Regions from separate parts of the Mus musculus genome. Here region 1 is linked to region 2. Evidence: chromatin loops called from intact Hi-C (ENCODE). Cell type or tissue: heart. All regions are shown on one strand. Each heading gives the region's core, and the rest is flanking DNA. Links, peaks and the distances in the headings are about the cores only. Region 1 has its middle 11 kb from the start of Gm24267. Region 2 has its middle 4.8 kb from the start of D830032E09Rik.

Evidence for each region. Peaks named below come from ENCODE experiments on the same cell type or tissue, not always from the same donor. Only the 100,000 strongest peaks of a DNase experiment are listed, where the experiment ranks them.
Region 1: it touches region 2 in a loop (4-fold over the local background); 2 of 42 quality-filtered maps call a loop at or near these places.

Annotation. Positions count from the first base shown.
Region 1 is chr1:107,766,156-107,769,082 of GRCm38, reverse strand. No RefSeq gene overlaps it. Among named protein-coding and RNA genes, the nearest start is that of Gm24267, 11 kb to the right of the region's middle. In heart, for the core only: no CTCF peak of the experiment used is centred there; no DNase peak of the experiment used is centred there.
Region 2 is chr1:107,911,014-107,913,940 of GRCm38, reverse strand. No RefSeq gene overlaps it. Among named protein-coding and RNA genes, the nearest start is that of D830032E09Rik, 4.8 kb to the left of the region's middle. In heart, for the core only: no CTCF peak of the experiment used is centred there; no DNase peak of the experiment used is centred there.

The DNA.
Region 1 (2,927 bases), core at 262-2,761, 140 kb after region 2:
CATACACACATACAAACATTCATACACACACACACACACACACACACACACACACACACACACACACACACACACACACACACACTTGTTCCATACGAGAGGGGCTATGTATTGGCAATATGGCTTGCTTAATTTTTTATTACTGATTTATTTGATACTTAGTTTACAACAAGTTAATTTCTACCTATTCTAAATGAGTTTTCAATATTAAAAATACTCAAATTATAGTTAGGAAAAGGTTCTTAAATTTTCCATGATCAATAAGATCACATAAAAAATATAAAGTACTGGCTGATTTGTCCAGCAAAACAAGGAGGGTTTCAAGCTCCCTTAATATGTATAAGTTCCAAGGACTGGTGTACTAAAATCCAGTAGTGCTGACATCTCTGTCCTGAGAATTTCATCAGGCTTTCTCTAGGAGCCTTTTCACGAGGCAAGATTGCAAATATGACATTGTTTCCATTCCTCACCAAGCACTATTTTGTTTCAAATTATGAGAACAAACAAATTGTGTTATTTAAAGGAACTTAGAGTTAGCCTTGCTTAGAGGCTTGGAAGGAGTCCTCAATGGAGATCTGCTTCCTTGATTGTCAAGAGATTGAAAATCGAGTCATTTGCTAAAAAGGATTTCAGAATGTTGACTTGGAAATTTAATTTTTGGTAGGTAGAGTGCATGCACGAGAGAATGTGTGGTAGCTGTTAAGGGCAATTCCACTAAAAGACACTGGTTCCTGGGAAGGCCAATTATGAAGAGTTGCCTGTGGCACCACTCAGTGCTTTTGCTTGGGAGGTGACAGCTTTTACTGATGCTGGCTGAAAGCCCCGGTTATTGCCAGTGCCTGGTGAATTCTCTCTGCATTTGGATAGGATCATTTATTGCAAGTTTATTCAAGTTGTTCCAGGCTCATAACCAACATTATCTTTAAAAAACAAAACAAAACAAAAAAAAAAAACAAAAAAAAAAAAACAAACAAAAAAAAAACCAAAACAATGACTAATGGCTGAGCTTTATATAGAAAGAAGACACACAGGGTAAAATGGAAGCTGACAAGCATCACAAAATTGCTGCCAGAGATGAAGCACTAAGGATACCGTGGCCAAGGCTGAGAAAATTTCCACAGAATCACCAAACCAAGTTGTGAATAAAAATAAAATCAAACGTGGGGAAAGGTGAAGGGGAAAGTGAAGCAGAAATAAAGAACCTTTGCATTTTCACATGACAAAAATCTAATTAGAGAAGAAATTGCAACCATTAGTCAGATTGTTGTGAACTGTGAAGCAACACAGGGCAACTTGAGAAAGGGCTGTCTGCAGTTCCCCTGAGCTGGGACACAGCCACATAGGGCAAGATATAAATAACTTTCCTCTAACATGTGGCTTGACTTTTGGCTGCTCATTTGTGCCCACTGACCCAAACTGGAGATTTTACAACCAACCTTGAAATGCTTTTTAAAAAGCTATTATAATTTTTTTGGTAATTTAGATTCAAAAGGTGGTAGTAGACAGACAGACAGGAGGTGGTAGTAGACAGACAGACAGTCCAGAGATTCCTGCTGAACCGCTTCTCTTTGTTTATTGGTAGGAAAGTGATGAGAGAAAAGCGCAGCTATCCTTCCTGATCCGTTTCCTATTCTCTCCTCTTACCTGAATGTTGCCATTTCCCTCCCTTGTGTAACCTGCAAGCCTCAGTGCCTCCCAGCTAATAATAGCACCCTGGCTTCTGTTATCTACTTGATCTGCAAACTGCTTCCCTGACAGCAATATTTTTCCCCCTCAGGAAAGTCCAATACAACTGACATTTGGAGAAGCAATTGGAAGAATTTCAGTAAAGGAAGCTGATATTTTCCATCCAAATCAGGAAAAAGAAAAAAAGAAAACCACTTTAGAATTAAGAAACCTCTAAGGGACCATATAAAAATTCTGTAGATAGAAAGAAAATGAATAGCTCCCATTCCCTAGCTATTTAATAGGCTGTATGGTGCTCTCATGGAAATATTTAGTAAAGATACCCATTAAGATACATATTCTTTCCAAAACAATGTATTTTTAGTTTCTATAGAGATCTATACAGATTTCTATATAAGATTTCTAACAACACCTAGGTATAAAACCAAGACTGTAGATGAGAGAGTGGAATCTCAAGGCAGACATTAGTATGATGATTAAAACAGAATTTGGTCCTCAAAAACTGTTCTTTGGAATTGTAATCCTGGGTTTGTGGTATTTAAGTGGCTTATATCCAGACTTCTAAAGTGAATCATAATGTTCTGGTAAGTTTTCCCATATGCACATATTTTGCCTTGAAAATTAAAATGTGATGCCCTTACCAGTTTAATAGTACATTTAGCAGAATTCCACAAAACAGTTGAGTCTTTCTCTCACAGTTCTGTGGGAAAATTTTCTAAAATCAAGATGTTAACAGGGCTGTCATATCCCCTTTATTGGCTGTATTGAAAGATCTTTTCTTGCTTCGTCTATCTTCTCATGGCTGCTATGATATGTGACCCTTAGCTTATGGCTGTGTCTGTCCAGCTTCCCTCTTCTCTGTGTCACAATGATAGTGTGATTGATCCCCAAATTTACATTCTATTTCTTAGCAAGACACTTATCACTGGATTCAGAGTTTGCTGAATCCAGTATGATCTTATTTCAATTTAGTAACGTGAGCTAAATAATTTATAGTCCATTTTTTTCCACAATTTTATCTTATTTACTAGTCCAAAAGTTTTGGTGAAGGCCTCAATGTGTATCTTCTCTTCAGTAAGATATTAAAACCATAATAATAAATGTAAAGAATAAATGCATTCTGGAAAGTAGCGAAACCCGGACAGATAACCATATTATGACAGCTTTGGTGAAATGAAGATAAACTCTATTTAGCTACACAGTCTCACTTAAAATGAATTTACATAAAGTATGAGTAACCA
Region 2 (2,927 bases), core at 302-2,801:
GTTGGCCTAAAAAAAAATATACTTTGTCTTTCCCCAACTCTATCTCCATTGAATCAGGAGTATAAGCTTAAAGACAACTAAATTATAACATTACCCAAATCTCTTGGTCTAAACCTCTCATTTTCAAGAAATTTATAACATTGTGCTAGTTTTCACTGATTACATGAAATTCAATACCTTAATACCATGATTAAGAAAACTTTTGATTTTAAAATAATAACTTAAAAGAAAGCAAGGCTACATATCTGTATGCTCTTAAACTATATGAGCACCAAGAGCCAGCTCTTGCACTTTCTCTTTGAAATCAGACTTTTTTTCCAATTAATTTTTTAAAATTTTATTTACATCCTGAATGTTACCCCCTTCTCTTCCTTTCTGAGAGAGTACTCCCCTAGCCCCAACCCCCTTATTCCCTACCCCTGGGCATTCCTCTTCTCCAAGGTGTCCAGTCAAGTCTCTACAGGATTAGGCACATTTTTTCCCACTGTGGCTAAACAAGGCCCATCCTCTGTTATACATATAGCAGGGGCCTCAGAACAACCCTGTTTGTGGCTTAGTCTCTGAGAGCTCCCAGGAGTCCAGGTTAGTTGACACTATTGGTCTTCTTATGGGGTTGCCATCCCTTTCAGCTCCTTCAATCCTCCTAACCTTCTACAGGGGTTCCTGACCTCAGTCCAATGGTTGCCTGTTAAGTATCTGCATTTGTCTCAGTCAGCTATTGGTAGAACCTCTCAGAGGGCAGCTATGCTACAAGCACAACATAGTGTCTGTAAGTGTCAGGGTTTTGTTCCTGCCCAAGTTAGGATCACTGGTTGGCAGAACAAAATAATCACTGTAGGAAGAGGGAAGGAGGAAGTTGGGTGGGAGAGACAGGGGTGGGGGTGGGTGGTGGGGGTGGGCAAGGATCAGGTATCAGGGGTGAAAAGAAAGAATCCCAGATGGCCAGGAGAATGAATGAAAATGTGCAGCTGCCTGGGTTAGGGGTGGGAGTGGGGGTGGGGTCTAGAAAGTCCCAGAACTTGGAATGTGAAAGGATTCCAAGACCTCTTTCACTAAGGGATGACCTAAAGTGGAGGGATGGAGTCACCAACACATCTTCAAATTTTTTTAACCCACAATTGTTACTATGTAAAAGAAATGCAGGGACAAAATTAAGTCGGACTTCTTGAAAGAGTAGTGTCACCTTCTGGCTTTGTATCCTCTCCTGCTACTTGTCCTTTGTCATTCCCATCTCAGAGGCTATCACTCTTCTGTGAGTGAACTGTCAAATGTGAAGGATAGTTTTCTCAATCATAATATGTCCACGTTACTAATGGTTTAGCTGGTCATATTGATGAAGAATACATGGAAGTTCATAGAAACAAGCAATGGTAATAGGTATATTCCAGAATTCATTATGGTAATCAAATAAGCTTAGTCCTCAGTTAGACAATGAGGCAATGGCGTGGGTCAAGCTGCTTTCTATCAGTGCTTCACCTCAACTGTACTTTATCAATATTAGAAACAAGCAGCTTACCTGTCAGAAGAAGAGAATGATCCACTGTTACTGGAAACAAGACGAGACTCAATTTCAAATCTGGGGTATTAAGATGTCTTTCTCTACCTATACAAATATCACCTTTACAAAATTAATCTCCTTTTCAAACTGCATCCACAGCTCTACTCTTAAATACTCAGTGCTTCATAGGATTGCCCTATGTGTCTCCTATATACAATACCTAAATTTGTTTCTTAACAATCACAGGATTATATCATTTCCTCGCTTTTCATACAGTATAGACAAACAGCTCAACACATTTTATCCTCTGTACAATACATTCCTTGCTGAGCTCTGCAGTCCTATATTTTACAGCTCCCATTTTCTTTTTATTTCTGCTTCCTCACTACTGTGGGACTATTTTTGTTTTTATGTTTGTCACCCTAGGATTCAAGGCACACCTAGTCACCAAATCTAACCCCCAGACTTGCTTTATTTTACTTTTTCTAGTGTAGCATAGGAATTCTTCAATTTCTTTTCACCAATGGTTTTCATATTTCCTACTCTGGTAAATTCCTCAGTACCCTTTGTCTTTTCAGTTTATCTTCCCTCTTCATTTGTTTTACCCTCTCCTCTTTTGATAAGCTTTAGTGTTACACTGCCAAACTGACTTTAACAAGCATAGCATTTAGTTATATGATCAAAATTAACTTTCTTATAAAGTCAGTATATTTGCTATGAAATATATGAACAATTGAGGAAAATATGTATAAATAGTTTTATTGCTCAAATATAGTGATAAAAATAAAAATAAATCTTGATATACAAACATGCTATCCTCATACACATGGCATGTGTTTATATATCAGGGATAAACATAGATTCTCCAACATTCCCAGTCTCCCTTAATTATGTGAGGGCATATTAATATTTATATATGTCACTTCTAGTTTGAAGAAAAGATGCAGTGTAAGAACCTCAAAGTGTCATTTGTTGATGGAAAAGTTTTTATCAGCCTAGATCAATGAGTATCCATGTGAAGCACAGTTGTTTCACATCCCCCCCATGTGTGTGTGTGTGTGTGTGTGTGTTTGTTTGTCTGTCTGTCTGTCTGTCTGTCTCTGTCTTTCTTTCTCTGACTCACATTGGTATACGGAACTAGAATTCATTTAGTAAGACATTTAGTTTGGGGGATAAACTTTTAATACATGTCAGAATAAAGATAGCAGTTTACCCATAAAATTAGATCTACTTCAAGAAACTTAAAGAAGAAGGGTGAATGAAACTCAAGTCTAGATATATCCTGGGAAAGGGATGTGGATTTAATATTCCAAAATAAATCACTGTACTCTCATCATTATTAATAAAACTGAAAAAACCTTATATCAAGAAATACATTAGAATATTTAATAAAACTGTAATGTTTATTTTTTATTAAAATAAACAAATA